2 separate regions of the Homo sapiens genome follow, and region 2 is linked to region 1. The links are chromatin loops, found by intact Hi-C in ENCODE. Cell type or tissue: PC-3. All regions are shown on one strand. Each heading gives the region's core, and the rest is flanking DNA. Links, peaks and the distances in the headings are about the cores only. Region 1 overlaps LOC105370462 (a long non-coding RNA gene). Region 2 overlaps LOC105370463 (a long non-coding RNA gene).

Region 1 (2,934 bases), core at 199-2,698:
TGGAATCAAAAAAGGTCAAACTCAGAAGCACAGTAGAAGGGCAGTTTCCAGAGGTTGGAGAGTGAGAGAAATGGGGAGATACTAGTCAAACGGTATAAACTTTCAGTTACAAGATAATAGGTTCTTGAAATGAAATTTACACATGGTGACCATAGTTAACAATACTGTGTTGTCCAACTACTTGGGAGGCTGAGGCAGGAGAATGACGTGAACCCGGGAGGCGGAGCTTGCAATGAGCCGAGATCGCGCCACCGCACTCCAGCTTGGGCGACAGAACGAGACTCTGTCTCAAAATAATAATGATAATAATAATAATAATACTGTATTGTACAATTGAACTTTACTAAAAACAGAGTTGGTGGTCTCATAAAAAAAGTATGTGAGGAGATGGATGTGTTAACTAACTTGACTGTGGTAATCATTTAAACAATATGTATGTATATCAGAAATCATATACACCTTAAATATAATTTTGTCAATTAAACTCAATAAAGTTGGAAAAATTTTAAATTTAAAATAAAATTTTATATAATAAAAAAGAATATTTTCTTATTCAATGTTTATGAAAACATTCTCCCATAAGCTATATGCTTTTAAGCAAATCATTAAAAATGGCCAACATTGAAAACTATTTGGTAATTTTTTTTCTTTCTTCCTTTGTGTGCTTTTCAGTATAATTTTCAAAACTACCATCTTTCCCATTATTTTATGTCTATAAACTTTCACATAGAAACTGATTGTATAGCAGATATTTTTATTGAATTTAGTTATTTTTTCTCAAGCTATCAGTAGAAAATAAAATTTTATTACTTTGCTTTTAAATGAATTTTGATGGCTCTATGTGAATTTCTAAAATCTGAATTTTTAAACATAGCTTAAATAATACAAGCATTCTAATTTTTTTAATTTGAGAACACAACCATTAGGAATTATTTGCCTTTTTCGGGATATTATTTCGTGATACAATTGCTTAATTTTCATTATGACATTATCACTCAGTCTTTTAAAATTAGAATTATTGCCATTATAAATGATAGGTAGGCATTACCATTTAAACAAAATTCTAGTTGGTAATAATATGGCAAAACAAATTTATGATTGGTGAAATGAACTGTAACCACACATATGTAATTTATTTTTTAAACATCCAAGCAATGATATAAATTACTAGGTAATGTTGATCACTGTGACAGAACTGAAACTAATTACCTGAAAAATGGTGAAATAAATATTAGGAATGTGAGTGGCAGACAAAATTCTTATGAACAGTTACTAAATCCAAATGTTTTCTTAATTCATCATGTTAATCATGCATTGGCTCTCAGAACTCAGAGTACGTAAGAAGCCCTGGGGAGCTGGTTAAAAATACAGATTTCCAAGTTCCCACTTAATGATTCTAGTTCCAGAGGCCTAATGCTGGATCTCGAAATCTGAATATTATCTGGGGCCTCAGAAGATAATACTGATACAGACAGTATAAAAGCCACTCAGGGTAAAGCTTGTTCTGGGTAAATCTGTAAAATAAAAGAATTCTATCACCAACATCCTTGTGGTTCCCATATCTCTCTTGCTCACCATTTCTAATACTTATTTGTAGCACTTGCAGACTAACCAGCCCCAGGCTGAGCAAGCTGTTGCAGCTGGGTGATCTCCCAGTCAAGAATGACCATCAGAATGTATCTCTAATGAAACAACCTGCACAAATTTCTCCAAAATTGTATTATTAATTAAAAGTTTTGATAAAAATGCATTACACTAAACTGTTAATAGCCGATACATTTATTGGTGTTTTACTGTCTTCCCAAAGCTATTTCTATGTTTACAGAAATGAATAATAATTATTACTTAACAATTTAGTAATGCAATTTCAGACTTTCTGGCAACCTGTCAGAGAGAACTGTGGATAGAGGAAGAAATGGTAAATGACAAGACTGTCATATTTTCTTGGTGTAGTGTGTGCACGTTTGTGTGTTTGTATGTGTTTTTACTTGAATATGTCCTATAGTAGTAGAAAGTTCAGCTTTGTACATTACTGGGCCTGGTCTTTGTAATGGTGAATGGCTTAGGATTGGTGTCTAATAAATATCCCTGAAGTAACTAAGAGGAAAACAAACTTTAAAAGTATGAGTTTATAGGTTATGTAAGAGGAGTAAGTGAAGGCAATTTTTTGAGGATATCAAAAATAAGGAACAAAGAATAGATTGAAGTCCCTGAGAGAACAGAACACTCTGAAGGCAACAGATAAAATTGCAAGCTGGAGAGGGAAATTTCAAGTCCATACAAAACTTTTTATCTCCATGAAATCAAAAGCAGTTATCTGCTAAAATTGAACAAGTATAGGTATAGTCTTAGAATTGAGGCACCTGGTCAAATAGACCATATTCAACTATATGCTCCATGGGTGGAGAAGTCCCCCTTTCTTTCTTTTTTATTGTTTTTTTTTTTTTTTGGTTGATTGTGTTTTGTTTATTTGTGGTTTCTTTCTGTATTTATACCCAAGACAATTTGAATTTCCTGGTGATTTTAATCTAGTTTTATGGTAAATATATAGTGGTGTCCATCTGTGAGTCTATAATTGTCTACATTGTGTTGTGCAACCTAAAATATGAATAGATGTTGTGGATTGTAGTATTGCTTTCTAATGCTAGATTTAGAGAACTGATGAAATAAAATGAAAAGGCAACAAAAGAAATAAATTTTGATGTCCATGTGAATAAAGCTTAAAGAGAAAGAAGTAAAAATGGGGGTAGTTTGATGAGAGAGAATAGGTAAGAATTACGTAATTTAAAATCTTGATTAAGTCAACTTGAAGTAAGAGTAAAGAAAATGATGGAGGTTGTAGGTGGAAATGTGGCATTTGTCATAGTTTCCCAGTAGAGTTATTCTGGTCATTTCCATGGAGATAGGGTGCTCAAGTCAAGTGTATTGTGAGGA
Region 2 (2,934 bases), core at 161-2,660, 61 kb after region 1:
AATTTTTGGAATTATTCTTCTGGTGATATAAGACAATGTATATAATGAAAAATCTCAATCTTAACATATTTGAAATGTAGGCTATGGGTAAGAATCCTCATAGAAAATAAGTATTCTCTATTCAAAATCTTCTGAAGATGAAAATTTTTTTTTGTGGGGGTGGTGGCTGGTGAATATACTTCTTTATTCGTGTAGAACTTAATCTTTTCGTGGCTTTAAGAAGGAATGTCATTTTCAGCCCCTCAAATACTTACCTCCCCCATGGCCTGAGATCCCTCTCCTGTTTCATATAGATGCTTTAACAACCCAATTCCCAGGTCAATGAGATGGAATCCAACCCCCCGAGGAAGCCAGAGCATCACGATTTTTACATTTTCTATATCTGTTTTTGATAATTTTTTATTTGCTCTCAAGAGCACAAATAGTCATTTAAAAGACAACTTATTTTTTCTATCCTTTGAATCTGCATGTAACAAACAGGTTTTCAAATATTTTCACCCAAAACAAAAAAACCAACCCTGTCTTAATCCATTTCGACTGCTGTAACAAAATTGATAATTTATAAACTATATAATTTATGCTCACAGTTCTAGAAGCTGGGAATTCCAAGATCAAGGCACTAGCAGATTCACAGTGTCTGGTGGGGGCCCGTTTCTTATAAATGACACCGTCTATGTGACCTTACATGGCAGAAGAGCAAGGCAGCTCTCTGGGTGCTCTGTTATAAGGGCATTTATCTTATTCATGGGGGTGGATCACTCATTACCCAGTCACTTCCCCAAGACCCCACCTCTTCATACCAATGTATTGGGGATTAGATCTCAACATATTAATTTTGGAGAGATACAAACATTCAGACTATAGCAAGCTTTCAATTTATTTCTTCCCTGCTTCCCTATTTCCAACTGCAAATCACCATCTTCAGAGAGTTCCTGAAAACATTGTTATAAGGAAATCTGATTAAACACATTCATAAGAAGTTATAGGATTACTTGCATTTTAACAGAAGATGCTTATAAGCATAAAAACAGTTCATTTATTTGATATCATCTCCAGTTAAAAACCAGCACCTGGAAAGTATTGGTGAAATACACCTAGCCTTGTAACAAATTCTATTTAATCATTTTACAAAAGCATAACTTTTATTATCAGCACCACACTCCTACAATAAGTACAGTAGTACTTCCTTATCTAAAATTTCCATTTCTGTAGTTTTAGTAACAGGCAGTCAATGGCAGTCCAGAAATATTATTCATACATGAAAAGTTGCAGAAGTAAATAACTTATAATTTTTTAATTGTGCACCGTTCTTAGTAATGTGATGAAATCTCATGCCAGCCTGCTTCCCCTGCACAGGATATGAGTCGTCCCTTTGTCCAAAGTATCCATGCCATATATGCCACCTGCATGTTAGTCACTTATTTGCCACCTGGGTTATCAGATTAAAAAAAATAGTATATATAGGCTTTGGCTTCAGTACTATACATGGTTTCAGGAATCCACTGAGGGTCTTGGAATGGGTCCCTAACAGGTAAGGGGGGACAAATGTTATCAAAAGTTCATGGGTGAGTCAGAAGAAACATATATTTTATTACCATAATCTTCATGAATAGCTATCAGTTAAAAATCTCAAATTAAAAACAAAAAATTGTTCACTCATACAGCATGTTCCCGCTTTAGTTCCCATACCATTTTAAATAACAAAACAAATCCTGTAACTATATATTATAATAAAATATACAAATAAAGCCATTTTAATTTTGGTGTGATTTTTGTTAGTCCTACAGTTTTTACATTAAAATTTATGTAACAGTTGTCAAGAAGTAGTCACATGTGTCTCTGTCTCTTCTTTAGTAAATACTTAGAATATTGTTTTATTTTCTAGTGTTTTATAGAATGAAGGGTTCATGACATCTTATTAACCTAGTAGAGAACTAAAAGTGTAACCAAAATTAATTTTTTATCTTTGACTTTAGACGATCATAAAATTAAAAAACTAGATAGCTTTTATACTGCATAAAGTCTTTTCTAAATAGCCTTTCTGAAAAGCAGTTTAAAGACTTTTACATGATTTAGTAAATAGAGTTTTTTGTCTGCAAATGTTTTCATATGCTCATGCAACCACTGTTATAAAACATTTGTTCTGTTGGTAATAAAATTTTGCCCTCACCCCAGGTTTATAGCATAATTTTATTTCAAAAGCAATATTCAGTAATACTTCATTTAACAAGGGTTCTGGGAATAAAATTCATTTAAGGCAAAGTGACTTCTTCACTTCCTATTAACTGAGGTTATTGAAAGAAAAAGCTTTTGGTATGGTTAAAAATTTATGTTTTCTTCCTTTGAATTAATAGGTTCAGAGCAGAAAGAGTGACTTACTTTTCAAAGAATAATATTTCTCAATAAGGAAAGCAAAAAAGTCAATCATAAAATAATAGTAATAGTGTGATAACAATTATAATTATAGCGTTGCTTGCCCTTCCACAGTCTTTGCTAAAGAAATCACCCAGAATGATATTTTTACAGGTCATATCATGACACATCTCTTGTGGCATCCCATCTTCTTCATTGCCAGTAGTCAAATTCAAGCCCTGCCTACCATTCACAAAGCCCTAACTTATCTGGCCCCTATCTACCACTTTGGTTTCATCTCCTACCATCCCCCTCCCCTTGGGTTTCTTATTGTTCCTCGAATGTGCCAAGCATTCTCCCTTCCTTGAAAATCTGTGCATGCTGTTCCCTCTCCCAGAATGTTTTTTTCCCAGATATCCTTAATGCAATCAAGTCTTCATTGAAATATCATCTAAGAGGATGAAATCAATCACTCCAACTTAAGTAGTATCCACTTGTCACTCTGTATCACCTTACACTGTTATATTTTTTCATAACGTTTATCACCATTGGTTTATTTACTAAGTGCTTACTATGTACGAG

What was found. Peaks named below come from ENCODE experiments on the same cell type or tissue, not always from the same donor. Only the 100,000 strongest peaks of a DNase experiment are listed, where the experiment ranks them.
Region 2: a loop joins it to region 1, with 4 times the contacts of the local background. A loop is called at or near these places in 2 of 110 quality-filtered maps.

What each region holds. Positions count from the first base shown.
Region 1 is chr14:40,371,727-40,374,660 of GRCh38, reverse strand. All of the region lies in intron 2 of LOC105370462 (a long non-coding RNA gene), which reads right to left. Among named protein-coding and RNA genes, the nearest start is that of LINC02315, 580 kb to the left of the region's middle. In PC-3, for the core only: no CTCF peak of the experiment used is centred there; no DNase peak of the experiment used is centred there.
Region 2 is chr14:40,310,934-40,313,867 of GRCh38, reverse strand. All of the region lies in intron 2 of LOC105370463 (a long non-coding RNA gene), which reads left to right. Among named protein-coding and RNA genes, the nearest start is that of LINC02315, 640 kb to the left of the region's middle. In PC-3, for the core only: no CTCF peak of the experiment used is centred there; a DNase peak (open chromatin) is centred at 1,357; H3K27ac peaks cover 475 bases.